4 separate regions of the Homo sapiens genome follow, and regions 1, 2 and 4 are each linked to region 3. A link is an interaction called in ENCODE POLR2A ChIA-PET data of the cell type or tissue named here. Cell type or tissue: HepG2. All regions are shown on one strand.

Region 1 (8,000 bases), 69 kb before region 3:
GGCTTATAGGCGTGAGCCACCATGCCCAACCTGTCACTGTTTTATGAAGCCCACATTATTATATTCTGTTTGGTAAAAGAAACATGCTTTGGAGGAATATCTTAAATTCATAATGTAAAATAAAACAAAACTTTGCTCTTAGGCTTAGTAGAGACCAGAAATAAGACCCAGTTTTTGTTACATGTCTTTCAAAAATTAACATTTGCTTTGTTACCTGATTTAGGAAGCCTGTGTTTATGGATGAGAGGAGGGGAGGAAGAGAGGGGTTCTTTCACTAGAAGAAGAGTTGCTGTAGTGGACATGGTATTATCACTAGGCTGCTGGCAAAAGGCACCAGAGCTGCCTCTTGACTTTCTAGGTATGTAGGTGAGTAAACTTTTTTTGTTCAAGAGAGTTTGAGTGGGGCTTTCTGTTTCTGACTACAGGAATACAGAAGGCTTTGTTGGTCAGGCACGGTGGCTCACGCCTGTAATCCCAACACTTTGGGAGGCCGAGGTAGGTGGATCACTGAGGTCAGGAGTTAGAGGCCAGCCTGGACAACCTGGTGAAACCTTGTCTCTACCAAAAATACAAAAATTAGCTGGGTGTTGTGGTGTGTACCTGTAATCCCAGCTACTCCAGAAGAATAAGAGAATCACTTGGGCCCAGGAGGCAGAGGCTGCGGTGAGCTGAGATCGGCCACTGTACTCCAGAGCCTGGGCGATAGAGCGAGACTCTAAAAAAAAAAAAAAAAAAAAAAAAAAAAAGGGAGGAAGGCTTTGTGCAGCATCTCCTGCCTGATCGTGAGACCGATCAGGTCCCTCTGAGATACGCTTCATGGGAGTAGGTATTCCTGAATAGCGTTATTACTGACAGTCACAGTCCGGGTTGTCATCCACGCACTGCCTGTCTTCCCTTTTAGACTGTGCGATCCATGAGGGCAGTGGCCCGTCCTTGCACCTAGCACAGTGCCTGGCATTGCTCAGTCATATTGGCTAAATGAGGGATTGAAGGGACCGTGGGGCCAGTGACTGTCACTTGGTATGAGTGTCACTGAGAAATGTCAATTCTTCCAGCACCTTAATTGTTCTCCTCCTGTTGGCATCTTCTCTTGGCACAAAGCAGCCAGTTAGGCTGGGCTTTAGACCTGTGGATGGTCGTTTGCCCCAAGATGTATTTTTAGTCATTTTCTGGGAATTGGGGCTTTCTGGAAGCCCCTCAGCCATTCATTGAAATCTTACCATATAGAGGCCAGGTGCAGTGGCTCACGCCTATAATCCCAGTCCTTTGGGAGGCCAAGGTGGGCAGATAGCTTGAGCCCAGGAGACCAGCCTGGGCAACACGGTGAGACCCTGTCTACACAAAAATTACAAAAATTAGCGGTGCGTGGTGGTGCATGCCTGTGGTCCCAGCTACTCAGGAGGCTGAGGTGGGAGAATCACCTGAGCCCAGGAGGTCAAGGCTGCAGTGAGCTGAGATTGTACCACTGTACTCCAGCCTGGGAGACAGAGAGATACCCTGTCTCAAAAAAAAAAAAAAAAAAAAAAAAGGAAAAGGAATCTTACCACTTAGAGTCAGTAGTAGGTGACAGAAACCCACCCTAAACTGCCTAAGAAAAAGAGCAGTTGATTCGCTCATGAAACTTAAACCTACAGGAGAAGAGCTAGCTTTTTGCTGGGCTGGATCAAAGCTCTCAGGGGGTATCACGCATATCATGCAGTCCCCATGACTTTCCATGTCTCCTCTCTCTTTCCCTCGGTCTTGGCTTCATTCTTAGGTAACTCTTCTCTTGTGGTGACAAGAGGGCCCCCAGGGGCCCCAGCCTAAATCCCATCAGTTTAACAATGCCAGTGGGAGGAGAAGACTTTTTTCCAGTAGCTCTGGAGAAGTCTTGGGATTCACTCTCTCATTTCCCGGGCCAGCTGTGTTACTTTTCCTGCCCAAGCCTGGGTCCCATTCCCCCTGGAGCTGGGGGTGGCTGGCTTTCCCTCACCTGAACTCCGTGGAGCAGGAACAAGGATGGAGGAGAGTTTGCTTAAAAGGAAAACCAGGATGTTCCTCCCATCAGATTGGGGGTGCATGCGGTGAGGTGCAGCCTGCAGATGTCCCTGACAGTGGGTTGCTTCCACAGAGGGCTTGTGACGCTTGGATTCTGTCCATTTTCCAGAGTGACACTACCGTGCTGTCACTCTTGTGCCAGCTGTCTTGCGCACCCTGTCTTGGTGGGTGAAATCTGGGCTCAGCCATTCTAAGCGGTAGCCCGAAGGTCTCTGTGCTGTGTTCTCCATTGTGCTTTTCCTTGGCTAGATATTTCGGTCTGATATAATCTGACATTATTAGCAAACCGCTGGTCCAGCTACTTTGGCATATTTGGACTTGATCTTAGAAGACTCAATATCTGTTTTAAATAAAAATATTTGGTAATGCCCCCTTCTGAAATGAAATTTATAGCGAATATAACCTACTTATACAAGTAATTTAAAAAATCAGTATAACACTCTAATATGAAAGAGAAATGAAAGGAATTTATAATACAAAATAGATTTCAGTACATATTGGTCTGGCGCAACTGTGCTAGAAAACATGCTGACGCTAAGTGCTTGCACCTCCTTCTCATGGATGAGTTTTGATTTTAAGAAGTTAAGAAGATCAGAAGTCATTCTTTAGAAGGAGTCCAGAAAAAGAGCAGAGAGTGGGTGAACCGTAAAGTAAACCTGGCATAGTCAGTATATATGAAAGGCATTCCTTTCTAGGCTCAGATTATGAGTAAGGTTTCCGCCTACATGAATGGCCACAGGACGATTGAAGTGTTGCAGGAAGTAGGCTGATCTTGGTTGTGTGGTACTGCCTTGGCCTTTCAGGACAGTTAGTATCCTCGGCTCTATGCTGTAAATGCTGGTAGTGCTAATGGAAAGGGGTCTTGATTCAGATCCCAAGAGAGGGTTGTTGGATCTTGTGCAAGAAAGAATTCAGGGCAAGTGCTTAAAGTGAAGGCAAGTTTATTAGAGAAAGTAAAGAAGCAAAAGAAGGGCTACTCCGCAGACAGAGCAGCGGCATGGACCAACTGACTTAGAGTACTTATGGTTATTTCTTGATTATATGCTAAACAAAAGGCAGATTATTCATGAGTTTTCCAGGCTCGGGGCAGGATTTCCTGGAAGTGACGGTTCCTCCCACTTTTAGACCATGTAGGATAACTTACGGACATTGCCGTGGCATTTGTAAACTGTCATGGTGCTGGTGGGAATGTCCTTAGCATGCTTATGCATTCTAATTAGCACATAATGAGCAGTGAGGACGACCAGAGGTCACTTTTATCACCATCTTGGTTTTGCTGGGTTTTGGCTGGCTTCCTTACAGCATCCTGTTTTATCGTCATGGTCTTTGTGACCTGTATCTAATGACACCAGTCCTCCTGACCTCCCATCTCATCCTGTGACTAGGAATGCTTCACTTCCTGGGAATGCAGCTCAGTGGGTCTCAGCCTCATTTTAACCAGCTCCTATTCCAGATGGAGCTGTTATGGTTCAAACACCTCCAACAATAGCACTCATCATCCTCGTGATGACCCAGACTGTCCCCACGGCCCCCAGTGAGAATCTCTGCTTTAGCTCTTTCCCAAGTGTTCTCTTTTTCAAGACCATTTACAAATGTATTGGAATTTTGTGTGCAAGGTCCCTTTCAGTTGCCCCGATCTTTTTGAGTCCTTGTCTAGAGACTGGATCCAGTCCACACTGAACCCACTGTTGAGCACCTGCTGCATATGTGACCCACTCTGGCTCTCCCACCTCTCGCCTCTCCTTGGGCATGAAGCTTGCTTCCCCAAGGTCGCTGGCTTTTTCCCTTGGCTGAGTCTCCTGAGCTGAGTGAGTTGTGCCCTTCGCCATTGTTAAGCACATGCTTGTCAGCAGCTGGCTGGTCTCATGATGTACCCCAGAGCAGCCAAGGAGCGTTGAGTGCATGGGGTGGGTGGGGCTGGTGTTGGGGGCTGGGGGTGAGTACAAGATACACATGTCAGTCAAGAGGGAATATGGCTTAGGAGGAGCTGTTTTCCTGCAGTTTGATGCTACTGATGAAATTCAGTCAAGATGAACGATTGATATTGTTTGTTTGTTTGTTTGTTTTTGAGACGGAGTTTTGTTCTTGTTGCCCAGGCTGGAGTGCAGTGGGGCGATCTCAGATCACTGCAACCTCTGCCTCCCGGGTTCAAGCGATTCTCCTGCTCAGCCTCCCAAGTAGCTGGGATTACAGGCGCCTGCCACCACGCCTGGCTAATTTTTTTGTATTTTTAGTAGAGACGGGGTTTCATGTTGACCAGGCTGATCTCAAACTCCTGACCTCAGGTGACCACTGCCTCGGCCTCCCAAAGTGCTGGGATTACAGACCTGAGCCACCGCTTCTGGCCGATATTGTTTATTTGTTGATTCACTCTTCAAACATTTACTGTTCCGTGTGAAGCTTAGTCAATCAGAGAGAAACACAATACAGCTGATTCTGTCCTGTGGGTGCTAGAAATTGAAGGGAAGGATATGCAAGCAAAGAAAATTTTTTTTTTTTTTGAGGCAGAGTTTCGCTCTTGTTGCCCAGGCTGGAGTCCAGTGGTGCGATCTCAGCTCATTGCAACCTCTGCCTCCTGGGTGCAAGCGATTCTCCTGCCTCAGCCTCCTGAGTACCTGGGATTACAGGCATGCGCCACCATGCCCGGCTAATTTTTATATTTTTAGTAGAGGTGGGTTTCTCCATGTTGGTCAGGCTGGTCTCGAACTCCCGACCTCAGGTGATCCGTCCACCTCGGCCTCCCAAAGTGCTGGGATTACAGGCATGAGCCACTGCGCCTGGCCGGCCACAAGCAAAGATTTTAACCTTCAGTCTGACAGCTCCAGGAGTTCCATTTTCGTGGGGCTACTCTGAGCAGGAAGTGTCGTATGGGGCAGGTGTGGACTTGAGTCCTGCTTCTCAGGGTTAGGGCAAGGGTGAGACAAGTGAGGCACCTACGCTGCTTAATTTAAGGCGGTGCTCGTCCTTAGTGTCATGCAAGGGCTTCCACCGCTCCTAGATGTGGGATCTGAGATGGCCATTTTACCTCTCAGGCTCCCTATCTAGAAAACCACGGTGGTAACAGACCCTCCCTTAGAGAGAGGATGAAGAGAGATTGCATGTCAAGGGTTAAGCACATTGAATACCCTGCGTAAGTACTGAGTAACAGACAGCCATGGTGATTACTGTTGGTTTCATGGAAGTAAATTATGCCTCCATTTCAAGCCTGCAAAAAGTCATTCTCTGCAGTTAATCTAGCCTGCTGTTGCTCAGATGTAACTAGCTTCCTAATAAAGAATTCTCTGGGTTGAAGAGCGAAATATGTTGCTTAAACTTTGCTGAACATCATAGTCACCTGGGGAGCTTTTAAAATGGTTATGTCCAGGCTGCCCTCCAGACCAATTAAATCAGAATCTCTGGAGCTGAGGCCCAGACTCTCAGGTAATTCCAGTGTGCAGTCAAGGTTGACAACTGGTGGCTTAGAGCAGAGTTTCTCAAACCTTAATGTACCCACGAAACACCCGGGGCTCAGGTTAGAGATTAAATTCTCATTGAGCAGGTCTGGAGTGGGGCCTGCTATCCTGGAGTTCTAATAAGCTCCCAGGTGACACTGATGCTGCTGGTTCCTAGACCACACATTTTAAGTAGCAAGGACTTAAGAGAGGATGCCAGCAATGATCTGAACGGATAAGCTCATTGAAAACCTTAGAAAGGCTGATTTTTAGCTCAGAACCAAGTTGGGAGCTAATTTTTTGTTGCTTGGCTGGTTTGAAAAATATAAAGAATAGTATGACCCACTGCAACAATTAGCACTACTAACATTTGTCATTTTTGTTTTAGATTTTATTTTTAAGTAAACCATAAACAACATGTAGGTTTGTGCTATGGTTAGAAGGTTGTCCCTCTAAAACTCATGTTGAAACTTAATTACCAAGCAACAGTATAAAAAGGTGGTACCACCTGAGAGGTGATTAGACCATGAGCGCTCCACCCCCCATGGAGGGGAGGTGCGATTCATGCTGTTATAAAAGGGCTAGCTGGGCTCCTTTTTCCGTTACTGCCTTCTGACCTATGATGACGCAGCAAAGGTCCTCGCCAGACGCCAGCCCCTTGATCGTGGACTTCCCAGCTTCCAGAACTGTGAGAAAAGAAATTTCTGTTCATTATAAATTACCCAGCCTCAGGTATTCGGTTATAGCAGCACAAAACAGACTGAGACGGCTTGCTTTGTGGGTATTTATTTTTTTGAGACGGAGTCTCGCTGTGTTACCCAGGCTGGACTGCAATGGCGCGATCTCTGCTCGCTGGAAGCTCCTCCTCCCGGATTCACACCATTCTCCTGCCTCAGCCTCCCCAGTAGCTGGGACTACAGGCGCCTGCCACCACACCCGGCAAAGTTTTTGTATTTTTAGTAGAGACGGGGTTTCACCGGGTTAGCCAGGATGGTCTCTATCTCCTGACCTCGTGATCCGCCCGCCTCGGCCTCCCAAAGTGCTGGGATTACAGGCGTGAGCCGCTGCGCCCGGCCTCTTTGTGGGTTTTTAAGGATCTGCCTCTGAGCTTTCAACGTGCGCCCACTGTTCTGCAACTTGGTTTGCTCACCCAATGTAAAGCTGAATGGTTTCAGATTAAGATATACACAAGTGGGATTCTACCATGGAATTCTGCCATACCTGAGATTTCTTGAGGGAACTCTTGTTTTCATACTTAAAAAAAAAAAAAAATTACCTTTAAATTGTGAAAGCAGCATAACAACTCAAAATGGGGAAAAGAGTCCCAAATCCCATGACTGTAGCGTGATAATTATTTCCATTCTTAGTCCACTTAAGTATATTTTTACATAGTTACACCACTGTTTGTTGTGTACATGCAATTTACATTCTGTTTATTTTATTCTGTTGCTATGTAGATTTCAAATTATGTTTAAATACAAGATTTTTTTTCCCTGTTCATAAATGTAATGTGTACGTTCGAATCCTTAAGGTTTTTCCCTTAAGTTAGGGTATTTTTCCCCCCTGCATATGAAAGTAATTTGCAAGTTAGAATTCTTAAGTCCGGGAATACCAGAAAAGTTTAAAGAGGAAAATCACCTGAACACAATTACCATCAATGAATTTATTATTTATGGGGCATTTTATTCCAGTTTATTTTTATGCATATATGTATTTTATATAATTCAGGTCATTCTGAATCTATAAATTGAGGGTCTACTTTGAAAAGTTTTTTATTACAATAATACAGTAAACAACAGACATTGTCTCATGTTATTCAGTTCCATGGATGTCACTTGATGGCTTTGTGGAGTTCTGTGTTTGGATATGTCCTTGTTTCTCACATCATTTTTCTTAACCATTTTTTTCCCTTGTAGGATTAGTATTTCTATGAACTTGTATTTTTATAAACCTATTCCGCCTTTTAAAAATCATTTCCTTCAGCTAGATTCCAAAAAGTGAAATTCCCATGTTAGAAGGTAAGCATGTTTGTAAAGGCTCTTGATCTTGTGTTACTAAAATCCTTTCCAAGAAAGCGGCCTCTCTTTTACCCCTACAGCGGTGAGTGAGAGAGCCTGACCAGCTGTGATTTGTAACGGCTGTGTAGCATTCCTTAGGGTACTTGGTGGTTTCCACCTCGATTTGCATTGCAGCTGCTTCCAGTGTGAGCTTATAGATAAAGGCTGCAGTGACTATCTCAGTATCTGTGTGTATTTCTCTGTCCGTTTCTTTCCTTAATGTGTATTTCCCCAAGTGGGATCTCAGGGCAAAGTATATGATTTTTTTTTTTTTTCTTTTTGAAGGCAGAGTGTTTCCCTCTTGCCCAGGCTAGAGTGCAGTGGCACAATCTCAGCTCACTGCAACCCCCACCTTCCAGGTTCAAGTGATTCTCCTGCCTCAGCCTCCCGAGTAGCTGGGATTATAGGCACGCACCATCATGCCCAGCTAATTTTTGTATTTTTAATAGAGATGGGGTTTTGCCATGTTGGCCAG
Region 2 (8,000 bases), 52 kb after region 3:
CCTCTGCCTCTGCCCCATGAATGCAGCCGCTCAGGTCTTTGCTCCTGCTGATGCGCGGCCACGTTCCTCCAGTCTTCTCTTCTGTTCCTGCAGGAGACAGCTGCCACATTGAGGCTTCACAGGCACTTCTCTGTGACCCCTTTTTTCTCTCCATTGTGACCTGACCCTATGGCATTCTTCAGAATTCATAAGGGAAGTGAGCTTTCAACGTGATTTCTTTTTTAAACCTATCTTTTTTATCCCCTTGAAACATGAGACTTTGCCTTGACCTTGGGTTTCAGGGATGATGAGTCCTCTTCTGCTGGTGCTACAGGCGTCCTTGTTCCAGCCTTGACATTGTTTTCCTTGTAGGTTCCTGGAGCAGGGATACATTCTGGATTTCCAACATGAATTGTGTGAGATTTTTGTTGTTCTTTTAACCTCCCTGTTACCGTCTTCCTTCTCATCCTTCATCTGTTGTGCGCCTGGTGCTCCTTGAGGACTTTGTATTCTTGGCTTTGGGCTTCCTTCCCATGCGGCTTGAGGCGCTGGCCCATGTTATCTGTTGTTGTCTAGAAGTCTCTCCACAAAGCCCAGCCCCTTGCAGATGATTTGTCTTTGCCTTCTGAGCTTCTCTTTTCTCTCATGTGGGGTGGGGGCATCCATGTCCTCCTGGTCTCTTGGAGTGCGTTCCACCTTCTCCGTCTGCTTGCTCTCCAGGGCTTTCTTAGCCAGGTCCCCGGCTGGAGTGGATGTTTGCTATGAGCTTGGGTCTGTGCACGCGTCCCCGGCTGGAGTGAGTGAGTGTTGAGCTCAGGTCAGTTCACACGCCCCCAGCTGGAGTGAGTGTTCGCTGAGCTCCAGTCTGTGCATGCGCCCCCGGCTGGAGGGAGTGTTTGCTGAGCTCAGATCTGTGTGCGTGTGCCCGGCTGGAGTGAATGTTTGCTCTGAGCTTGGGTCTGTGCATGCGTCCCCAGCTGGAGTGAGTGTTTGTTGAGCTCAGGTCAGTGCACGCGCCCCCGGCTGGAGTGAGTATTTGCTGAGCTCGGGTCTGTGTGCGCGCCCCCGGCTGGAGTGAGTGTTTGTTGAGCTCGGGTCTGTGCACGTGTCCCCGGCTGGAGTGAGTGTGTGCTGAGCTGGGGTCTGCGCATGAGTCCCTGGCTGGAGTGAGTGTTTGCTGAGGTGGGATCTGTGCATGAGTCCCCGGCTGGAGTGAGTGGTTCCTGAGCTCCAGTCTGTGCACGTGTCCCCGGCTGGAGTGAGTGTTTGCTGAGCTCCGGTCTGTGCGTGCGTCCCTGGCTGGAGTGAGTGTTTGCTGAGCTCGGGTCTGTGTGCGCACCCCCGGGTGAAGTGAGTGTTTGCTGAGCTCGGGTCTGTGCGCGCGTCCCCGGCTGGAGTAAGTGTTTGCTCTGAGCTCCGGTCTGTGCGTGCGTCCCTGGCTGGAGTGAGTGTTTGCTGAGCTCGGGTCTGTGCACGTGTCCCCGGCTGGAGTAAGTGTTTGCTCTGAGCTCCGGTCTGTGCACGTGTCCCCCGCTGGAGTGAGTGTTGGCTGAGCTCGGGTCTGTGTGCGCGCCCCCGGCTGGAGTGAGTGTTTGCTGAGCTCGGGTCTGTGCACGTGTCCCCGGCTGGAGTAAGTGTTTGCTCTGAGCTTCGGTCTGTGTGTGCATCCCTGGCTGGAGTGAGTGTTTGCTGAGCTCGGGTCTGTGCATGCGTCCCCGGCTGGAGTGAGTGGTTCCTGAGCTCGGGTCTGCACGTGTCCCCGGCTGGAGTGAGTGTTTGCTGAGCTCGGGTCTGTGCGTGCGTCCCCGGCTGGAGTGAGTGTTTGCTGAGCTCGGGTCTGTGCGTGCGTCCCCGGCTGGAGTGAGTGTTTGCTGAGCTCGGGTCTGTGCACGTGTCCCCGGCTGGAGTAAGTGTTTGCTCTGAGCTCCGGTCTGTGCGTGCATCCCTGGCTGGAGTGAGTGTTTGCTGAGCTCGGGTCTGTGCATGCGTCCCCGGCTGGAGTGAGTGGTTCCTGAGCCCAGGTCTGCACGTGTCCCCGGCTGGAGTGAGTGTTTGCTGAGCTCGGGTCTGTGTGCACGTCCCCGGCTGGAGTGAGTGTTTGCTGAGCTCGGGTCTGTGTGCACGTCCCCGGCTGGAGTGAGTGTTTGCTGAGCTCGGGTCTGTGCGCGCGTCCCCGGCTGAAGTAAGTGTTTGCTCTGAGCTCTGGTCTGTGCGCGCGTCCCCAGCTGAAGTGAGTGGTTGTTGAGCTCGGGTCTGTGCACGTGTCCCAGCTCTGCTTTGCTGTTTGTCGTTCATCCTCTGGATCTTGTTTAAAAAGTGAATGTTAGAACTGAAATTGACTCAAAGTCTTCCCCTTGGTTTGATAAATGAGGAGACCCAGGCTCTAGGAAGTGAGGTGACTGTTCAGGGTCACAGAACACTCCCTGGGAATTTGTCAGCTATCAAAATTTAAACTGCATCCCCTTTGACTCAGCAGCTTCATTTCTAGACATTCATCCCAAAGAGATACTTAAGCACATGCACAAAGAGACAGGCACGAGGCTGTAGATGGTGGTGTTATTTGAATTGGGATCAATAAAAGGCTGGTGGAATAGATCGTTGGTTCGATCCTAAAATGCAGCGATGACAAAGAACGGGGCTGGTCTGTGTACACCGGCGGGATGAGAGCGCAGGCCTGTCGCGGAGTAAGAGGTAGCAACACGGCAAGCTGTGCCATTTGTCTGATAGAAAACAAAACCAGTAAGAGTACATAAACCTGTGACAGTGGTAAGGAGACCAGGGCAGTGATGAAGGGTGACCTGCACTTTCTGTGCTCTGGACTTAGGCATTTGAATTGTTTTAATGCAGATGGCATTCACAAACCATGCAGTTCACGTGTTCTAAGTGTATAATTCATTGGTTTTCCGTGTATTCACAGAGTTGTGCAACCATCACCACTGTCCAACTCCAGAACATTTTGATGAGATCCTGTTCCTATTTGCAGTCACTCACCTCTCCCTGCAGCCCTTGGCAACTATGAAACTACCTTTTGTTTCTGTGTATTATCTTTTGAATGCAGTAGACTCAGCTCCTTCATGTGCAGAATGGGAAGCCAGATGAACTGGATCAGAGCATGTAAAGTGCTTGCCGTGGTGCTGGGCACTTAGCCAGCCTCCAGTGAAATATTAACTGACATTGTTATTATTGTCATGTCCTCTCTTCTTGGACTGTTGTCCACCTTTTTTTTTTTTTTTTTGAGACAGGATCTCACTCTGTCACCCAAGCTGGAGTGCAGTGGCATGATCTCGGCTCACTGCAACCTCTGCCTCCTGGGTTCAAGTGATTCTTCTGCCTCAGCCTCCTGAGTAGCTGGTATTATAGCCACCAACATAGCCAGCTAATTTTTATATTTTTAGTAGAGACGGGGTTCTGCCATGTTGGCCAGGCTAGTCTCAAACTCCTGACCTCAGGTGGCCCGCCCGCCTTGGCCTACAAAAGTGCTGGAATTACAGGTGTGAGCCACCGTGCCTGGCCCCAACATCTTGAATAGTTGTATGGACCCGATGAGAGAGAATGAGCTCTCTAGAAATCTAACAGATTATCATACAACTTGTTGGCCTGGTTGGGATTTATACTCTATCCCTATTCCTTGACATGCAGGGGTCTGGCATGTGTACAACAGGGCCATACACATTTAAAAATGGACATATATTTTCCCTGCAGTGAACATATGTTACTTATATAATTTGAGAAAATAAACTTTTTAAAGAAACAAAGAGAAAACATTATAAAGCCATGTTAAATGTACCTTGTTAGTTGGATGGCATCCCTAGTGAGAGTGACAAATTTTGTCTTTGTTGACTGATACATATATATATATTTTTTGCTAAGTTTTTACAGTCAGGCTCAAGTGAGGTATTGGTCAGTAATTCAGTCAGGAAGGAATGAGAGTCCAATTTGTGGATGTTTCATGGGTTCTGAGAAGCTAGATGGAGTCTTTGCCCTTTTGAAGCTTCTAATCTAGGTAGACGGTCAAGGTCATGATCTGATGTTCTATTAATGACTTCAATGACCTCCACCACCATTGCCATCCATGGAGCATGCTTTCCGGACCAGGCACCCTTCTGATTGATTCAGCTCTTCCTTGATGCCTCCTCTGATGTTAACCTACGAGAAAGGTGTGATTATTCTCTTTGTTCTGGGCAGGAGACTGTGTGCCGGCCAGCTGAGCCCCTTGCAGAAAGTGGCTGAGCCATGATTTGAGCCCAGGTCTGTCTGGCCCCAGCCCCTGTGCCTTTTGCAGTGTTGTGTCCTCACTCTGTTGACGTGCATCGTTTTTTAGCTGCCCCATATCTAACTGCCTGTGGTATGGCATAGAGTCCTAGCATTGAGGCAGTTCTGTGAAATCCTCTGCATGGGCTTTTGAAATTCCAAGGTTCTCTTCTTAAGGGCAGGCTGCACAGTAATTTCCCGAGGAAGGCTTTGTTCCATAAACCCAGGCCTTACAAACAACAGTTTCCGCCTCTGATATGTATAACTCTGCTGCTTTAAGAATGAATTGCAGAAGTCACATGTGCTTATTGCACCAAATAGAAATGCTCCACAGGGCCGGGTGCTGTGGCTCACGTTTGTAATCCCAGCACTTTGGGAGGCTAAAGCCAGAGGATTGCCTGCAGTCAGGAGCTTGAGACGAGCCTGGCTAACAAGGTGAAACCCTGTCTCTACTGAAAATACAAAAATTAGCCGGACGTGATAGCAAGTGCCTGTAGTTCCACCTACTTGGGAGGCTGAGGGAGGAGGATCTCTTGAACCCGGGAGGCATAGGTTGCAGTGAGCCGAGATCATGCCACTGCACTCCAACGAGACTCTGTTTCAAAAAAAAAAAAAAGCTTCACAGGTTTAGGATGAAAACACTTATTATCTATTGATCTATTGCCCTCCATATCCCAGGGCACAACAGTTAACAGCCTGAGTGTGTCCTTTGTGCTCAGACCTCCGTGTACATACCTGGATGATACCTTTCCACTCTCACCAAAATAGAACCATACTACATGCATTTCTGTTACTAGTTTAATTTTTGAACCCAGATACATCTGCTGTTTGGAATGAGCTGTTTTCTGTTTTTGTTTTTGTTTCTGTTTGGAATGAGCTGGTTTAAAAACAGCATTTGGGGTGATCCATGATACCCTGTCCCTTTGCTGACAAGCTGACACTTCCTTTTTTGGGTCTGTAGAGTGCAGTTAGGGCCCAGAGTTCTTTCGAGCAAATACTTTTGCACCACTTGTTTCAGGGCAGGAAATCACTCTGTCTGGCACAGCTGTCCGCATGTTTTATTCCAGCAAAGAAGTTTTCACTGTCAAACTGCTTTTCACTTGGGGGGGAGAAACATGAGTCTAAAGTTTCCATCGAAGCCTCTGCTGGGCTCCATCACATGAGCAGGTGGGACTGTGGCTGGGGAAGGGTGTGATAACAGCTTTGATTTTATGCAACAGCCATTCCCAGCTGTCCCCGTGGATGCGTTATATATTTAGCTGATCTCTTGGAAGCGAGACGCAGCTTCGAAACAGGTGAGCAGATTTCTTAGGAAAGACACATGAGACATGAAACTTAATGGACAGGTGTTCTGATTTTAAAAAGAGGGCAGGCTCTCACTCTTGTATTTGGCTTTTAAAAAATTCTCACGTCGGCCAGGCACAGTGGCTCATGCCTATAATCCTAGCACACTGGGAGGCTGAGGTGGGTGGATCAATTGTGCCTAGGAGTTTGAGACCAGCCTAGGAAACATGGCAAAACCTCAACTCTACCAAAAAAAAAAAAAAAAAAAAAAAAAAAAAGTTGCAAAATTAATTATCTGGGTTTGATGGCACACGCCTGTAGTCCCAGCTACTTGGGAGGCCGAGGTGGAGGATCACCTGAGCCTGGGGAGGTCGAGACTGCAGTAAGCCATGATTGTATCATTGCACTCCAGTCAGGGTGACAGTGAGACACCCTGTCTCAAAAAAAGAAAACTCTCATATCTTTGACACTTGGCATGAGAATAGAAAGTAATTTCTATTTTTCTCATGTTTAATTCTCACAAGAGTTACCATTATCCCCATTTTACAAATGAGGAAACTGAGGTTCAGAGAAAGGAAGTAATGAGTCCAAGAGCTGCTAGTTAGTGACACCTATAGGGAAAAACAAATTGTGTTTTTCTTTTTTCTTTTTTTAAGATAGAGACAGGGTCTCACCATGTTGCCCAGGTTGGTCTTGAACTACTGGGCTCAAGCGATCCTCCCGCCTCAGCCTCCCAAAGTGCTGGGGTTGCAGGTGTGAGCTGCCGTGTCCAGCTTCAGGTTGTTTTTCCGTTTATACTCACACCGCTCTCAACACACCATTTTTGCCGCCACACGTATGGGGGTTTCTTCCACACTAGGCAATTCTCCAACACCAGCCGGGCTCCCTACAGTTGAATTCTGACAGGACGTCATAGGGTAAGGGCTTAGTGCCCCAGGACTGCCCCTATTGCGGATTTCAGTTGCAAGTCCATGTTGTCACCTGTGCTTCCAACCAACCAGCCCCTCTGGAGACCGTGGTCTACCAGTCATCTCAGTAGCTTACAGAACAACACCTGTCACTTAGGAGATTCCAAGGGACTTCAGAGCTGTATGCCAGGAAATGTTGCAAAATGAAATAATATATATTTGCTATTATGAATTATAGTGTCACTGTGATAGAGCCAAAATTTGAACCCAGAGATGGCGTGTGTCTCTGCCCACACTACTGATCATCTGCAATTCCCCATCTATTATTGAAAAAAAAAAAAAAAAGAATATCCCACTCAGACAACGTGGTTCTTGGTCTTGTTCTTGAGGGATGCAGTCAAGTATGTAAATTTTTTTTTTCTTTGAGATGGAGTCTTGCTCTGCCACCCAGGCTGAAGTGCAGTGGCACAATCTCAGCTCACTCCAACCTCTGCCCCCTGGGTTCAAGTGATTCTCCTGCCTCAGCCTCCTGAGTAGCTGGGATTACAGACACCCGCCACCACGCCTGGCTAATTTTGTATTTTTAGTGGAGATGGGGTTTTACCGTGTTGGCCAGGCTGGTCTCGAACTCTTGATCTCAAGTGATCCGCCTGCCTCAGCCTCCCAAAGTGCTGGGATCACAGTGAGCCACTCTGCGCAGCCCAGTCTGTACTTTTTGGGTAGTGTTTCCTTGGCTTGGGTATCACTGGAACCCCTTGCTTTTTAGTGGAGAATCCATTACCTGGGAAGTAGGTTCGTATAATGTGTTTTTAAAGCATTTGGAAAGGTTAAAATTTATAGTTTTCTTAAATTATGAGTAGACAACCAAAAATGTTAGCATGGGTGCGAGTGTGTGTGTGTGTGTATGTGTGGCATGCAGGGGAGTAGGCTCCCTTTGGTGTTTAACACACGGCCTTGGATGTTCCCAAGCGGGGGATTTTGAAATTAAGCAGGCTGGGGTTTTCATCACTGGGTTCATCATTGACAGCATTTTCTAAAATCCAGCCCTCCGTTTTCTCAGCTCTGAAATAGAGATTTCATGCCGTGGTGTTTGAATTCTCAAGTGGGATGGTTAAATTGTCCAGGCTGTGATGTGCTCCTGGGGTCCTTTAGGCAGTAGCCCCTTAGCACCTTTATTGCTGCCTGTGGATTTGTGTTTGTGCTGGAGCCCAAGACCATGGCAGGGCACTGGAACCTCCCTCATCCTGCAGGAGCAGCCATGTGTGCTCAGCTGTTGACCAGGGCTGTCCGGAAAGAGCAGCGCCTCTGGAAGGTGCTGTAGCTGGAGGCTGTTGGGTAACCGCATTCCTCGCAATGGAACGGCAAGTTATCTTTTGGAGGGAGATCTGAGCTGTTTACTCCCTGGCTTCTACCTCCCAGCCTCTGCACTGCATATACCCTGTGGAGTGATCCCTAAAAACGTCCAATCATCGCACTTCTTCTGAATCCTCCAGGGGCTGCTTGTTTTGCTCAGAATAAAATACCATAGCCTGCAAACCCTTACTGTCCCCTCTCTGGTCTCATTTCCTACCAATGTCT
Region 3 (8,000 bases):
TCCCGACCCTTCCTGTTCCACCGCAGTGTCTCGCTCTCACTGCTCATCACAGAGCTGCTTTGCTGTTACGTTTGTCTCATGTGCCCCCATCACAAACACTTTACGACCCCACTCTTGGCTCATCCAGTCTCCTTTCCTAGAAACTCCGCTTCCCTTATGCTTGCTCAGGCCAGATGTTGCATTTGTGGTACGATCCAGCTCTTCTCCTGTCACCTGAAAGAAATCTAATTACTTGGATCTTTCAGTTTCCTAAACCCCTGTGGTGCTTGCTACGAGCAGTAAGCAGAGTCTGGCATTTGCTTTTTGCTATTATGGGTTATTCTGTGGTCACGTCTTGTGTGTGTGCTCTGTCTACTCTGCTAGACCTTGTGACCACATAAGGGGTAGGGTCTGGGACTTAGAAACATGCAGGTTTTTTCTTCTTTTATTAATCAAGTACACAACAGGTGCTTAATAAAAATTTGTTACTGGGGTCCATCCAAGTGACTTTCAGGAATGATTTCAGAGTCACAGAGATGTTGATGTAGATGGAAAGAGCATTCCCTGAGAAGGGAAACAAGTTTGGGGAAGCAACATTCCATACCACTTAAGAGCGGGGAGATGATTATCATTCTCCTTTCTGCCCGAAGTGACCACACCACTCTGCTCACATTCCATGGGTGAGGGCTAGTCATACAGGCCCACCTGGGTGCGGAGGGTCTCGGAAGTGTTCTCTCTGGCCGGGCAGCTGCTTTGCACAAGAACTCTACCCACTGCAAGTGGGGAGCATTGAGTTTTGGTGGCTGGTCGGCCAGCTCTGCTGTCCCTGCTGGGGCACTCAGAGGTGTGTGGTCTCCATCTTCTCACTCATTTGTGTGGCTCTTCAGAAACAGCTTACTTTGGGGTTTGTAAGCTCTCAGAAGGAATGCCTGATAGGTTGTGAGGATCTATGGTAGGAAGGGTGTCCAAGAATGTGCTAGCAACATGTCTCTCAGATATACTGAGTCACTTGGCTGGGTGTGGTGGCTCACGCCTATAACCCCAGCACTTTGGGAGGCTGAGTCAGGATGATTGCTTGAGCCCAGGAGTTCAAGATCAGCCTGGGCAAGAGCCTTCAGGGAGCCATGACTGTGCCACTGCACTGTAGTCTGGATGACGGAGCAAGAGGTCGTCTCTGCAAACAGTTAAAAAAAAATTGGCCAGGTGTGCTGGTGCGTGCCTGTAGTCCCAGCTCTTTGGGAGGCTGAGGTGGGAGGATCACTTGAGCCCAGAAGGTTGAGACTGCACTGAGCCATGATCATGCTACTGCACTCTAGCTTGGGCGGTAGAGTGAGACCATGTCTCTTTAAAAAAAAAAAAAAAAGACTGAGTCACTTGTTACTCGTTTATTTCTCCATTTATGGAGATCCTTGCACTACTAGGTTGCACCTTGGAAATGTACTTAGCTTTGTTAGGGGCTGGTAGAAGGTCTGTTCTGCACGGGTACATTGTGGTGTCATTTACATTGGAGGCACCAGTTGCGATAGAGGGACCATGTTGTAGCTGCCTCTTTCTGTAAGGTGCTTTTGGCTTCTCCTGAAAATCTCGGTTTACTAATGGGAAAAAGAGGGCTTTAGATAAATTTAGTTGTTTACTGACAAATGGGGCAAGCAGGTATTCCCTGTGAAACTCACGGGTTGCAGGGGGGTAAAGTATAATGTCCTAACTCTGTGACGGTTTGGAGCCTGGAGAGATGATGGGCAGATTGTGGTAGGATGATCTCAGCTCATTGTAACCTCTGCCTCCTGAGTTCAAGCGATTCTCTTACCTTAGCCTCCCAGATAGCTGGGATTACAGGCGTGTGCCACCATGCCTGGCTCATTTTTGTATTTTTAGTAGAGACGGGGTTTTGCCATGTTGGCCAGACTGGTTTCAAACTCCTGGCCTCAAGTAATCTGCCCACCTTGGCCTCCCAAAGTGCTGGGATTACAGGCATGAGCCACTGTGCCTGGCTTTGAATGTTCAAGAGTTTGAGTGACCACCTGCTGTCCTCTCACTCTCCAGCTCGAGACCCCTCATTTCTGTTTGGACCAGATCCTGGTGGGGCTCAACGGCTCCATGGCTGGGACCTGTAGGTGGCTGAAGGGATGCTCCTGGGCCACCAGCTGCGTGTTTGACTGCTCTATAGTCTCATCAGGACCACTTAGGAGACGTGAGACCAGCAGTGGCCCCAACTGTCTGCTGCTCAGCCCTCCTCGGTCAATAGCAGGAGTTAGACCTTGCCTACCTGCTGCTCTGCACTTAAGTCAGGCATTGCTTATTTGTGTGTTGTCCTTAACAAGGTGGCATGACTTTAGGACACTGGCCCTCTGTTGTTGTCGAGCCTGAAGACTCGCTTCATAAGAGCCTGCCCATCTGACTCTGCGTGGGGCTGAGAAGGGTAGCAGGTGCTGGCGGAAAGAGTGTGGGCTCTGGAGACGAATTCGTTTGGGTTGAAGTCCTGGTTCAGTTTCTGTCTGTGTGCACGTGGAACCTTCAACATCGGGTACCTATTGTCTAATCAGTATCCATTCCCCCTTTCCTGGTAATCTGTTTTTTCTTTGGGGAACCCTCTGTCCAGCCCTCAATCCATGTGGTTTATGTGGGCCTGTCATCCCACTACGTCGGCTACTTTCCAGGCACACTGGTTCAGGGTGTGTGTGTGTCTTGGTCAGGGCCAGCCACTGCTGTCACAGTGCTGCTGGGGTCTCAGAGCAGGAGGCACATGCCTTTACTTGCTGGATTTGGACTGGAGAGGCTGGGGCTGGGGCTCCTCGTTTTGCACTCAAGGGACTCAGACGTTCCCTCCACTTTTTTTTTTTTTTTTTAAAGACACAGGGTCTTGCTGTGTTGCCCAGGCTGGAGCGCAGCTGGACGATCATAGTTCACTGCAGCCTCAACCTTCTGGGCTCAAGCAATCCCTCCTGCCTCGGCCTCCTGAGGAGCTGGGAGCACTGGTGTCCACCATCACTCTCGGTGGGACTGAGAAGTCTTGCCTGAGAATGGAGTCGATGCAGAGGAAGGTAGAGCCAAGAGACAGAGAAAGTGAATCCAGCCAGGCCTGAAGCTCCCTCTCCCTCTGGACTCCTCCACTGCCGAGCTTCCACCACCTTTCTGGTCCCCCTGGGCTTGTCTTCTTTTTTCCAGCTGCATCCTTGCTTCAGGTTGTAGCCAAGGTGTCCTCACCTGCTGGCCATTTTCTCTCACATGTTCCCTCCCTCCCTCATTCCCTCCCTACCTCCTCTTTTCCCCTATCTCCTCCCCTCCTCTCTCCCTTCTCTCTTGTTTCACTCTGCTCCGGTCTATTTTGTATTTGTTTGATGGGCTGAATCTCAAGTGGCCTTTACCTTTTCAGATACTAAGTTTGTAAACAGGAGACCTCATCGTTGCTCTCCCCACTGCTTGAAATAACTGCCTTCTGGGCACTGTTTTCACCTGCAACCCTGTTTTGAGGAGTAATTGAGAGAATTAGATGTAAAGTTCCCAGCACAGCCTTTAGTGCAGAGTGAGGCTTCATAAGCTGTTTTTCCCACCACCTCCCTCACTTTTTACACAGACTCCAAAACCCCTGGGTGGTTTGGGAAGTTAGGTTATTTGATTTGTGCAGAGTACAAGGTCAGGGCACCGTTTCATTCATTCAGCCAACATTGATTGAATACTCCTTGAGTACCAGGCACAGTTCTGGGTATACTTCAGGCCCAAGGAGACTCCTCAGGTTTAGTGGGAGAGATGGACACTAAACATATAAGCAAGCAGGTAATTTCGAATACATATTCTGATACAGCCCAACCTTTTCCCACAAGGCCTTGTAACCATCTAGAGAAATCCCTGGCTGACAGATAACAGAAGCTCTGTTCATTGGGTACCTGTAACGTGCTGGGCCCCGGGGTAGCTTTCCCTGCAGCTTTTTTCCTTCTAACAGCTCTGTGAGGATGGGACTGTTGCCTCCATTTTACAGATGTGAGAAACCAAGGCTCTGAGAGGTGGATGTGCTGAAGCTCACTGTATTAGTCAGGGTTCTCCACAAAAGTGGACCAATAGGGGTGTGTGTGTGTGTGTCTGTGTGTGTAGACAGATTGAGATTGATCGATATTTTAAGGAATTGACCCATGTTATGGTGGCATCTGTCAACTCCAGAATCTGCAGGGTGGGCCTCTAGGCTGGAGTCCAGAGAGAAACTGATGTTGCAACTCAAGTCCAAAGGCCGTCTGGGGGCAGAATTCGTACTTCCTTATGAAACCTCCGTTTTTTGTTTGTTTGTTTGTTTTTTCTTCTTAAAGCCTTCAGCTGATTGGATGAGGCCCACTCTCATTATGGAAGATAATGTGCTTTACTGATTAAACTGTTAATCTCATTTAAAAAATACCTTTACAATGACATTTAGACTGGTGTTGGGTGAAATATCTGGGTACTGTGACCTAGCCACATTGACACATGAAGTTAATCATTACAGTCATCCACCTAGAAAGTAGTAGAGCCGAGATTCCTACCCAGATCTGTCTGTTAAACCCATGCTTTCCCCAGTGCTTCTGAAGTTTATTCTCTCAGACGTGTTCTAGGGATAGTGTATGTTGCCTCTCCTGGGCCTCGGTGGTGGTGTGTGACGAGCTAGCCCAGAGACGCCTGCCTATGTGGGGCAGCCTCTGTGTGACTGGCTAGCATTTACCATGTACTTTGTCCTGAGAAAAAATGCGCCATGTTCGCCTTTCCCCCCGGAGACTGAAAACTGATTGTGTGCCATGAGTCACATGGGGAGCCAGGTTAGAGTGGGAGGGACTCGGAAGTGGACATCAGGGTTGGCGGAAAGCAGAACCATTGACTTTCCGCTTCTCAGGAGCAGGGCTGTGTGTAGACTGGACCTGCTCTTTGTCCTTGAAGGCTACTTCGTCCATGGTAGACAGAAGCCATTGCCTGGAAGAGGAGCCTGGGGAAGTGTTAATAGAACTGGAGCGGGAAAGGCAGGCACAGAGCTTCTGGTTGGAGGAACCTGTCCAATCCCAGCCCTGTCATTTACTAGCTCTGAGCTCACGGAATAAGTTGCCATCTCTGAGCTTCAGTATTTCCATTTGAGGAGTAAAGATAATATATATTTTATATATGTTTGTAGGCCGTTTGTATATCTTCTTTTGAAAAATGTCTGTTCTTGTTTGCTTACTTTTTAATGAGATTATTCATTTTTTTCATGACTGATGTGTTTGAGTTCCTTGTAGATTCTGGGTATTAACCCCTTATCGGATGTGTACTTTGCAAATACTTTCTTGAGTGGAGAAAGAAAACGTGGTATGTATACATCATACAATACTACTCAGTCATAAAGGGCTGGGCGCTGTGGCTCATGCCGGTAATCCCAGCACTTTGGGAGGCCGAGGTGGTTGAATCACCTGCGGTCAGGAATTTGAGACGAGCCTGGCCAATATAGTGAAACCCCATCTCTACTAAAAATACAAAAATTAGCTGGGCATGGTGGCATGCACCTGTAATCCCAGCTACTCGGGAGGCTGAGGCAGGAGAATAGCTTGAATCCAGGAGGTGGAGGTTGCAGTGAGCCGAGATCGTGCCACTGCACTCCAGCCTGGGTGACAGAGTGAGACTCTGTCTCAAAAAAAGAAAAACACAAACAAACAAAAAAAACTACTCGGACATAAAGAATGGAATACTGTCTTTTGCAGCCACTTGGATGGAACTAGAGGCCATCATCCTAAGTGAAGTAACTCAGGAACAGAAAAATAGCACATCCTCTAACTTAGAAGTGGGAGCCAAGCTGTGGGCACACAGGGGCATATAGAGAAACATAAGGGACATTAGAAACTCTGAGCAGGAGGGGAGGCGAGGGATGAAAAACTACCTATTGGGTCTAGAGTACATGTTGTTTGAGTGACAGGTACACTGAAAGCCCAGACTTTGCCGCTACACAGTTCATTCAAGTCACCAAAAGCCATTTATACCCTTAAAACTGTTGAAATAAAGGAAAAAAATAAAATTAAAAACAACATTGACTTTATAGAATTGTTTGCAGTTTAAAAGTGATGACACACGCAAAGTAGCAGGCAGTGGTTGGTGTTGTGGGTTGGAAATGCATTTAGGAGAGTGTCCAGGCTGTGGAAGGTCACAGCACATTAGCAGACACCTGTAAGTTAGTTTCTCCAAGTGGATAAATAATTAAGATGAGAATTATAGAGCAAACCTTTTCAAAAGCTTTTCCATCCATTACCCTGACAAAACAGTATTTGTGTGATTAGCCAGTTTCCCGACCTTTAAGTAAACCCTGAACAGGTAAGCCCCAGTACCCAGCTATGTGGCCACCCCAAATTGCAAGGTGGGCTGGGAGACGTGGGGCTTATTTGGCAGATAAGGAAGGAGCGATGAATACTGGGTAGGCAGCCAGGAGTCCCTGCTGCTTCTGGTGGCCTTGTGGGAGGATGAGGCTGTTGGAGTCAGGGATGGAGGGTGCTAAAGTCCCATCAAGCCACCCCTTTTTGCCCCACTCCTTGGGAAAACGTCATCAAATGTTGGGTCATAGCTGCAAGAGGATCCAGTCCCAGGTTCTAAAAGTGGCCCTCGTCTCTCTGGCGACCTCCATTAAGGGGTAACGTTTTATTTGTTCGACCTGATTTCCTCCCTGGCAGGGGCTTTCTTCTCCCAAATCACTGCAAATGGAATTGCCTGGAAATATCAAGTATCGATTCACGATTGTTGTTCATTTCATTTTTATTGTTTGGTAGGAAACAAAGACCCAGAAACACAACAGGAACAATTGGAGTGCCTCAGCTCCCTCCTCGGAAGGAGGCCAGACGTATATTTATTGTTGTCGTCATTAACTTTTTGGGGCTGTCTCAGCATTGTGTTTATTGGTGTAGTTTGTCAGTCAGCTTTTGTTTTCAACTGCTTTCTGTCCTGGGAGCTGACAGGTGGCTTGTTTTGTAAAAAGCCACTTTGATTTTGAAAACTGCTCTATTTTAAGTTTCTAATTGCAGCTTTTGTAAGGAAACTGGTCATTTTGTTTTGCTCGAGTGGGTAATGATGCCGTGGACCTTGGTTGAGAGTGACTTGCCTGAATATTTTTTTTTTTCTCAGACTGAATGGAAGAATCGATACCCTGCACAGAGAGAGAGCCTCTCTCCTGGTCTGGGCTTAATTCACTGGTTTATGGCTTCACTTGCATTCTTTGCATTTCCGTAGAAATAGACTCCCTCCTTGTCTTCCCTGTGGGGTGCCTTCTATTTACTCTGCAGTCTCCCTGATGCCTGGCACACCACACTGACCTCCAGATACCCCTGCTCCAGGAAGCCATCCATGATTTCCCTGCCATCATTTTTGCTAGTTGGTCACTCCCAGGTCTATTGCTGCCTATTTTATACTTTAAAAATGTAATCTCTTTATTTCTGTGGTGACAGATTCAAGAAACATTAGCCAGGATATAAGGTCATGAGAGTAGGGACTGAGTTGATGTTGATACTGTTGTGCACCTAGCTTCCAAAACAGTGCCTGGTCCCTGGTGGGTTATCAGTAGACATTTGATGAATAAATGAGTGAGTGAATGCATGAATGAGTTTGCTGAGCACCCAGTAATAATAGCCAACATGCATTAAGCACCATTGCTAGACCCTGTGCTAACTGCTTCATGGCAACTGTCCTGTGAGGTGGGTACTATTATCCCCATTTACACGGGAGAACTGAAGCTTAGAAAGGTCAGAGACCGGCTGGGCACGGCGGCTTCCACCTGTAATCCCAGCACTTTGAGAGGCTGAGGTAGGAGGAGGGTTGCTTAAGGCCAGGAGTTTGAGACGCAATCTCTACAGAAAAAAAAAAAAAAAATCAGAAGGTGTATAATGGGGCCAGACTCTCTGGGCTAAAGTCCCCTCCATGCACTCTATGTAAGTATTAGATTGTTATCATCAAGCGCTTTGCCCCAGGTGCACAGCTGGGGAGTGGCAGGGCCTGGATCTCTGATGTCCTGATACAGAAGTGAGTAATACTCTATATCTACCCACCTGGGGCTCATA
Region 4 (8,000 bases), 100 kb before region 3:
ACCACAGCACTGTGGGTTTTTTTTTTTTTTTTTTAAAACGTTTTTGCTTCGAAAGAATTTAAGACCTGGTGCGGTGGCTGATGCTTGTAATCCCAGCACTGTAGGAGGTTGAGGCAGGAGGATCACCTGAGGTCAGGAGTTCAAGACCAGCCTGGCCAACATGCCGAAACCCCGTCTCTACTGAAAAATACAAAAATTAGCCAGGCATGGTGACTGAGGCAGGAGAATCTCTTGAACCTGGGAGACAGAGGTTGCAGTGAGCTGAGATGCGTTCCTTCATTCCGGCCTGGGCAACAGAGTGAGACTCTGCCTCAAAAAACAAAAACAAAAACAAAAAAAAGAGGAGTTGCTGGTTATGTGGATAGAAGAGAATCGAGGTGACGAGTGGGTGGTGGGCACCGTGGATGTGATGACTGCCTGCCCTGTCCAGGCATCTGCTTGTTCTGGAGTTTCATTCTCAGACATCCTCCCCAGGCCCAGAAGCAGGTGTTCTGCTACCCGTCCATAGGAATTCTTCATTAGGAATGAAGAAACTGTGTGCCACAGGGATTGATTAACAATCGTGTTTTAAGTGATAGAATTAGGTACTGTTGAAGCTATGAAATGAATTAGGCTGTGAGCTTTTTTTTTTAAGGCCAAAGATTGATTGACGGTAGTGGAATGAGACTTCGAAATTTATTAGGAGTTGCTAGAAAAATAAGGAGGGGAAAGGTCCATGTTGAACCATAGAGATTTTCCATTTGACATCAATTGCTCTTTGCTGTTCCAAGGAGGATAATTATGCTACCCGAGCTGAGATGCAGATGGGCCAGGCTCTTTTTGGACAATCTTTAGGGTAGGAGAAGCCCTCCCAGTGGTAGAGGAAGTTGACTTTTACTAGCCTTGTCTGGCATTCTTTGATGAGCTATGGTAGAGGTTAGGAAGGGCCAGGACTGAGGTGGGGGAGAATGCCACCTGGCTCTTGAGGCTGGGACCCCAGGCCTGATGCCCTCCTTATGGAAGTTCCATGCCAGGCCAGGGGGAGACTCCATGATGGTGAGTGGCTTCCATGAGAAAAAGACAACTGGGCTGGACTTGACCATGGGAGAACCAAGTCAGCAGGTGCACCAGAAGGTGTCACGGCACCTGGAGGCTGGTTCTGGCTCCAGACTTGAACCTTTTGAGTCTTGGAGGTGCTGTGTTTTCTCTTTTAGGAGAGGGGTCAGAGGCATCCAAGCTTGTTGGGTGACTACTATATCTGGGCAGTGTGCATGCGGGAACCTCCATAGCCTGTAGCTCTCTTAATACCTACAACAGCCCTGTGAGTTGAGTGATCATGTCCCTGTGCCCCGATGCCACAGCTGGCCATCAGGGAGGTTCAGTCCATTACGTAGAGTTATGCTGGTGGTGGCCAGTGCAAGGGTTTGAACCCAGCCTGAGCCCTGAAGCCTCTGCTCCATCCATACACACGAAGCTGTCCCTGTCTTGTTCGTTTTCTGTTGCTTATAACAGAGTACTTGAAGTTGGGTAATTAATAAAGAAAAGGAGGCTGGGCACAGTGGCTCACGCCTGTAATCCCAGCACTTTGGGAGGCCGAGGCAGGTGGATCACACGGCAGGAGTTCAAGAGCAGCCTGGCCAAGATGGTAAAATCCCGTCTCTACTAAAAATACAAAAATTAGCTGGGTGCTGTGACAGGCTCCTGTAACCCCAGCTACTTGGGAGGCTAAGGCAGGATAATCACTTGAACCTGGGGAGCAGAGGTTGCAGTGATCCCAGATCATGCCATTGCACTCCAGCCTGGGCAATAGAGTGAGGCGCTGTCTCAAAAAAAAAAAAAAAAAAAAAAAAAAAAGAAAAGGAATTTATTTCTTAGAGTTGTGCAGGCTGAGAAGTCTAGAGTTGAGAGTTTGTATCTGGTGAGGACCTTCTTGCTGGTGGGGACTCTCTGCAGGGTCCTGAACTGGCATAGAGCAGCAGATGGGGAGGGGACTGAGTGTGTGAGCTCAGGTCTCTCTTCCTCTTCTTAAAAAGCCACCACTCCAAAAATGGGCCCACTCCCGTGGTACCCCATGCATCCATTAACTCATTCATCCATGAGTGCATGAATGGTTCAATACACTCATGATTGCCAAGCTCTCATGACACAGTCACCTCTTAAAGGCCCCACGTCTCAGTACTGCTACTGGGGCTTAAATTTCACTGTGAGTTTTCGAGGGGACAAACATTGAAACCACAGCAGCCCCCTGTCAGTGGCCTCACTACAGCACTAGTCCTAATTGTCTACATCCGGGACCCTCATGCATGCACCACGAAGCTGCTGTCATCTGGAGCAAGGAGGGACATGGTGAGTAGGGGATGCCCAGCCGTGCAGACTCTGGAAAGCTCCTGCAAGAAGGCTCAAGGGTTAACCTGTTGAGCTTCCATTGCCCTCATCTTTTTTTTTTTGACACGGAATCCCGCTCTGTCACCCAGGCTGGAGTGCAGTGGCGCAATCTTGGCTCACTGCAACCTCCGCCTCACAGGTTCAAGCAGTTCTCCTGCCTCAGCCTCCCAAGTATCTGGGATTACAGGTGTGCACTACCACGCCCACCTAATTTTTGTATTTTTAGTAGAGACAGAGTTTCACCACGTTGGCCAGGCTGGTCTTGAACTCCTGCCCTCGTGATCCACCCGCCTTGGCCTCTCAGAGTGCTGGGATTATAAGTGTGAGCCACCGTGCCCGGCCCTCGTCTTTAAAATGAGTGTGATCTCACTGTCCTGCCGTCTGCACTGGGCAAAGTGAATACGGAGGCTCCGACCCTAAGCTGGACCTGTCACTGGATGCTGAGCTTGCGGGGAGGTGTTTCAGAACTGCAGCTCACGTGTCTAAAGCTGCAAATGGCTCTCAGATGACTCTCTTCCTGCATCCCTGCTTGGAGATACTTTCCCCTGAAGCTCCTGAGGCAGGAGAGAGGTGGAAGCATCCTTTATTTCCTGGGGTGAGGCAGCCCTTCCTCCCATGTGTCTAACGTCTCCTGCAGCCCAGCATGTCGTTCCCCACTTAGTCTGATTAAAGACTAATTTTCTAGCTCTGAAGGTGGAACTTAGAACAGACTTTTTCCTTTTCTCCAGGTGAGTGGGTTTTGCACAGATGACTCAGACCATAGACTGTGATGAACACAGAAGCAAGAGTCCAGCTTTTAGGGCCACCTTTTGGCCTGCTGAGCCCTGTGACGAGGAAGGGACGGCCTTTTGCTAGGGAAGAGCAGGTGTGGTGGCTGGGCTGCTTGACTCCCTTTGGTTTCTGAAGGCTTAGTGGTTGGGCTTGCGGTGAGACAAACGCCCAGGCTTTTAAAAACACCCTGCTCCAGGGTGGTCAATGTCACTTCACACAATGCCTTGGTATCTAAACCAACCTCTGGACTACAGCAGTTGTATCATCCAGTTTTCTGTTGACAGTCTGTGGACCTGAGCCCTTTTAAGACAGTGTGGTGGCCTGAGGAAACAAACCTGATTATTAACAAAAAATGGTGTTTTTCTTTTTTAATTTTTTTTTTTTGAGAAAGGGTCTTGCTCTGTTGCCCAGGCTGGAGTGCAGTGGTGCGATCATAGCCCACTGTAGCCTCAAACTCCTGGGCTCAAGCGACCCTCCTGGCTCAGAGTAGCTGAGATCACAGGTGCACGCTACCACGCCTGGCTAATTTCTTATTTTTTGTAAAGATAGGGTCTGTAGTGAGCTATGTTGCCTCAAACTCCTAGCCTCAAGTGATCCTCCCACCTTGGCTTCTCAAAGTACTGCGATTACACGTGTGGGCCAGAAAGCAGTGTTTTTCTGAGGGGGCCAAGGTCTTAATACAATGGCATGTTCACAAGGGCTACTGAGGCGATCTGCTGCATGCCCCTGCACCCCAGCAGGATGGTGGTTTATCTTGACAGGTGCATGCACACACCTGTACCCTTCCACCCCTGCACCAGTCAGCTCACTTCCCTGCCCAGCACCCTGCTGTGGCCTCGTTCTGCACTTTAGCACAAAATCCATGTTTTTGCTGTGGCCTGCAAAGCCTGCGTGATGTGACCCCTGCTGCCCTTTGCCTTCCATGACCTGTGCTTGTCACTTGCCAGCCACACTGGCCTTTGAGCCGTTCCTCAGACTTGCCAAGTTCCTTCTTACCTCAGAGACTTGAGGCAGGCTCCTCCTTCCCTCCCTGCGCAGGAGTCCACTTAGCAGACTTCCCTTTACGTCTCAGTGACACAGTGGGGAGGTTCCCGGCCCCTTCCCACTGCAAGGAAAGCAAGTGCCTGCTTCCAGCCTCCAAGATGGCAGGCAGCAAGGAGAATGGGTTGGGAATGGCTTTGGGCATAGCCACCCAGCAGAGCTTGTTTAGTTGAGTGTGATGGAGAGATCACCTAGACTGAATGGTGTGGGTAGCAGGTGGCAGGAGGCATGAGAGTCATTTCAGATGGTTTAGGAAAGCCTGAGTGAGAGCGAGAGATCTTCAGGAGGCTGCTGGGGTAAAGCAAAATCATGGGAGTACGGAGAGGTGAGATTTGAGAGTGTGTGTGGGTTGCTTCCCCAGATCCGTGTCGCCTGCTTCTCTGAAGATCTGAGATGGGGTGTGTGGTGGGGGGTCTAGGAAGCACTCACTGCATAGCAGTGAAATGCACAGTCTTCATTCCGGAGCAGGGCGTCCGCAGACACACCCACCCCGTGGTCATCGTTCCCAGGGCTCTGCTGGCAGAGGATGCACACAGAGGTTGTGCGCAGAGGTTGCAGTGGTTTGCAAAGGTCCAAAGCTATGTGACTGCTGAACTCTGGGAGCTCTTGGAGTTTACTGCTGGGTGAAGCTGGGTCAACTGCCCAACTGTACCTTCACCTCCCTTCGTAGAAGACAGGGTCGGGGTGGAGGAAGGGGAGCTGCCAGCTGCCAGTCTGTCCTGAGAGTGCCCAGTCACGAGCCACAGGTGCTTCCTTAAGTTTGGAGCTCTGTTCTGGAAGCAGCAGTGTGCTCCTGCCCCTACCTCCCCTCCCTCTTAAGTTTGAATCAGAACAAAGGCAGTTCTTGGTGAGGAGGCAACTCAGAAACAGGGGGCAGGGCAGACTTCGGGCACCTCCAGTGTCATCTCTGCGTGGCTGCTGAGGTGGAGATCTGGGGCTGATTTAGTCCCATCCACGTGTATTCATGAAGGTGCTGCCATCAGGCAATGTACTAGGCTGCATGCGTGAGGGAAACGCAGAAGGCATGGGTGGAATCCTGCTCACAAGGGACTCGCCATTTAGCTGGGGAGGCTGTGAAGTGAATGCCGAAGACGACAGCAGCCCCAAGCGGGAGAAGTGGCTTTGTCTCGTGAGGTCCAGGTCTCTTCTGGCAAGACAGCTTGTCTGAGCTGGGTTTTCAGTGTGAGTTTCGAGTGAAAGGGTGCTAAATCCTTGAATGTCAAAACCCACTGATTGTTCAGTTTCCAGTTATATTTTTGCTCCAACATCACTGGTCCTCAATAGCCTACTGTCCTTAGCTTAGAAGTGCAGGTACCTGCACTGGGTACAGCTGGATGTATAATTGCCATTCTCTTCCTGCCGGAGGAGGATGGAATGGAGAATATTTCCCCTGTATTCCACATGTTAAGAGATCACCTCTGCACTGGATTCATTGGAGCACCTGGAAGGAGGCCTGATGGAAACCACGCTGCCTGGGACAGCGTGGTGGACTCTGAGTCTCAGGAGATCCACATGATTCCCATTGTGTTTGTCCAGTTATGCTCTGAGTGTCTCTTGTTGCTCCGCATTTCTGGGCCTTGCTTGCCTTGACTCCAAGACTGGGCAGCATCCTCTGCTTCCCTTCCCTGCTCTCCAGGACTGAGGAAGTGGATTGAGCAGTCACTCCTTAGGCAGGCATTAGCACGGCATCTTTCATTTTGCAGATGCCTAATCTCTTTTCCCCATTGAATCACCTCCATAATTTGGGAGGTTGTCAGGAGGTGCCGTCATGCCCATTTCAGAGGTGGGGAAACTGAGCCTCAGAGCAGACAAGCCACACATCCATGGCTGCAAGGGAGGTAGAGTCGCCGAGCCGGGCTGGAACCTGGCCCCTCCTGACTACATGGCTCCTGTGTTCTGTCTAAGGATGTTCTGGTTATTTCTCAAAGTGTCAGGTGCAGAGTAGGATGGTGCAGAGTTGGTGAGATTCACTCCGGGTGTGAGATCTGCCTGCACCCTCTCAGTGGCTGGCTGCATCTAATTAATTGCAGATTATGTGTGAGAGTCTGTTTGAGAATTGCCCGTGCATATGATACCACAGCCTGAAGGGGAAGGAAGCTGTGCAGCTCCGCATCCTCATTATTTATGAGTATTTCGCATGCAATTAATCTTCCTTGCCACCAGTTAACCCCACCACTCCACTGTGCATGAGGCCAGTGACAACAGATGTTGGCCTCGCAGCCCCAGGGGCCATGGCAGACTCAGGGCTTTAGACGGGTCGGGGTCATATCTCTGCTGGTTGCATTTGGCCGGCGAGCGGCCAGCGGACAGGAACAGATGACGAGGACAGCTAATGTGCCACATTCACTTGCAGGAGCCAGAAACTGGTAGGGCTCATCTGCTATTCCTGATGAATCACAGCATCTGAGAGCTAGAAGGATTCTAGAAGATGAGCTTGTGTAACCTCCGCATTTTGTAGATGTAACATCTGAGACCCAAAGTGGGTTTGAAATGCCATGCCAGTTAGAGGCTGGGCCCACAGTCCTTGTCTGTTACTTGCCGTGACATCACATGTCTTTGCTTATAATGTCATTTTTCTCATCCTGTATATCTCCCACCTTGCTGGCCACGTTGCCTCCCGTGCCAACTCAGTGTAGGTTCCACATAGCATATGAGCTGTGACTCATTTGGTTACAAGGGACAGAAACCAGCTCAAGCCAGCTTAAGTAAAATAAGGGAATAATATCGTTCCCCTAACTCCAGCATCCAGAGGTACAGCTGCAAGTAGGCGTCCCTGGATCCCAGGGTTGGATGGTTTTCAGGTCTACCCCTGAAGGGCTCTGTTAGGAGGAGAGAGGTGCAGAGAAGCACACGTCCATGACCTGTGGCCATGCTGGCTTTGCCCCAATCCTGTTGAGGCTCTGTCTCTAAAATGACATGATGGTCTTGAGAATGTTGATTTGTGCAGAACCAACATGAAGCCCTGGCCTCCTCATTCTGAGATCCCATTCGGGAGACAGTGAGTATCACTGTGGTTATGGGTTCCAGTGTCAGATGGCCCGTGTTTCAGTCCCGGTTCTGTATCGTCATTCCTTTTTTTTTTTTTAATTTTGTTTTTGTTCTTCTTGAGACGGAGTTTTGCTCTGCTGCCTAGGCTGGAGTGCAGTGGCATGATCTCAGCTCACTGCAACCTCCGCCTCCTGGGTTCAAGCGATTCTCCTGCCTCAGCCTCCCGAGTAGCTGGGATTACAGGTGCCCCCCACCATGCCTGGCTAATTTTTTTGTATTTTTAGTAGAGACGGGGTTTCAGCATGTTGGCCAGGCTGGTCTCAAATGCATCATAATTCCTTTGTAATTTAGGGCAAATCACTTCATATGTCTCAGTTTCCTAATCTATAAAATGGGTTTGATTCTAAACACCTGCTTCGTGGCGTGATTTGGAGGGTCGAATGAGATAATTGACACATAGTTTCACCCTGTGCCTGGCACTCGGCTGGTGCCCTGCTAGCAGTTGCTATTAGGAACACTTAACTTCTCTCGGTCTTTCCATCTGTGAAATGGGGGATGACACCACCAGTTCCATCAAATAAGGGACTCGCTGGTTCCTTTAGTACAGTCAAGCCCAGACCTAGCCTTCAAGGTTGGCAGTGGATGAAAAATTGCCCCTGGCAGAAGCTGAAGTCCGTCCCTCCCCCTCCGTTGCTTTTTCCTTCAGCCCCCCTCGCTGCTTTCACTGCTGCTGGTGTTGTCTTCTTCTTGGCTGGGAATCCCATCCTATCTGTGGTAGGGACTGGATTCTCCTCCACAAGTACCGAAGGAAGAAAGTGGGTTTCTCAGTCTCCCTA

The links. ChIA-PET counts read pairs that join two places held together with the same protein. Peaks named below come from ENCODE experiments on the same cell type or tissue, not always from the same donor. Only the 100,000 strongest peaks of a DNase experiment are listed, where the experiment ranks them.
Region 1: POLR2A ChIA-PET joins it to region 3 with 10 read pairs; 7 of 35 experiments call an interaction of 5 or more read pairs at or near these places.
Region 2: POLR2A ChIA-PET joins it to region 3 with 46 read pairs; 5 of 35 experiments call an interaction of 5 or more read pairs at or near these places.
Region 4: POLR2A ChIA-PET joins it to region 3 with 11 read pairs; 3 of 35 experiments call an interaction of 5 or more read pairs at or near these places.

Annotation. Positions count from the first base shown.
Region 1 is chr16:12,138,477-12,146,476 of GRCh38, forward strand. All of the region lies in intron 13 of SNX29 (sorting nexin 29), which reads left to right. Among named protein-coding and RNA genes, the nearest start is that of SNX29, 170 kb to the left of the region's middle. RefSeq lists enhancers at 4,256-4,550, 4,293-4,793. In HepG2, no CTCF peak of the experiment used is centred here; a DNase peak (open chromatin) is centred at 4,425.
Region 2 is chr16:12,259,936-12,267,935 of GRCh38, forward strand. All of the region lies in intron 14 of SNX29 (sorting nexin 29), which reads left to right. Among named protein-coding and RNA genes, the nearest start is that of SNX29-AS2, 110 kb to the right of the region's middle. RefSeq lists an enhancer at 1,418-1,924. In HepG2, a CTCF peak has its summit at 834 (motif pointing left); DNase peaks (open chromatin) are centred at 876, 2,196, 3,016, 7,726 and 1 weaker place; H3K4me3 peaks cover 914 bases.
Region 3 is chr16:12,207,518-12,215,517 of GRCh38, forward strand. All of the region lies in intron 14 of SNX29 (sorting nexin 29), which reads left to right. Among named protein-coding and RNA genes, the nearest start is that of SNX29-AS2, 160 kb to the right of the region's middle. In HepG2, no CTCF peak of the experiment used is centred here; DNase peaks (open chromatin) are centred at 3,624, 4,154 and 4,724; H3K4me3 peaks cover 2,074 bases.
Region 4 is chr16:12,107,323-12,115,322 of GRCh38, forward strand. All of the region lies in intron 11 of SNX29 (sorting nexin 29), which reads left to right. Among named protein-coding and RNA genes, the nearest start is that of SNX29, 130 kb to the left of the region's middle. In HepG2, no CTCF peak of the experiment used is centred here; no DNase peak of the experiment used is centred here.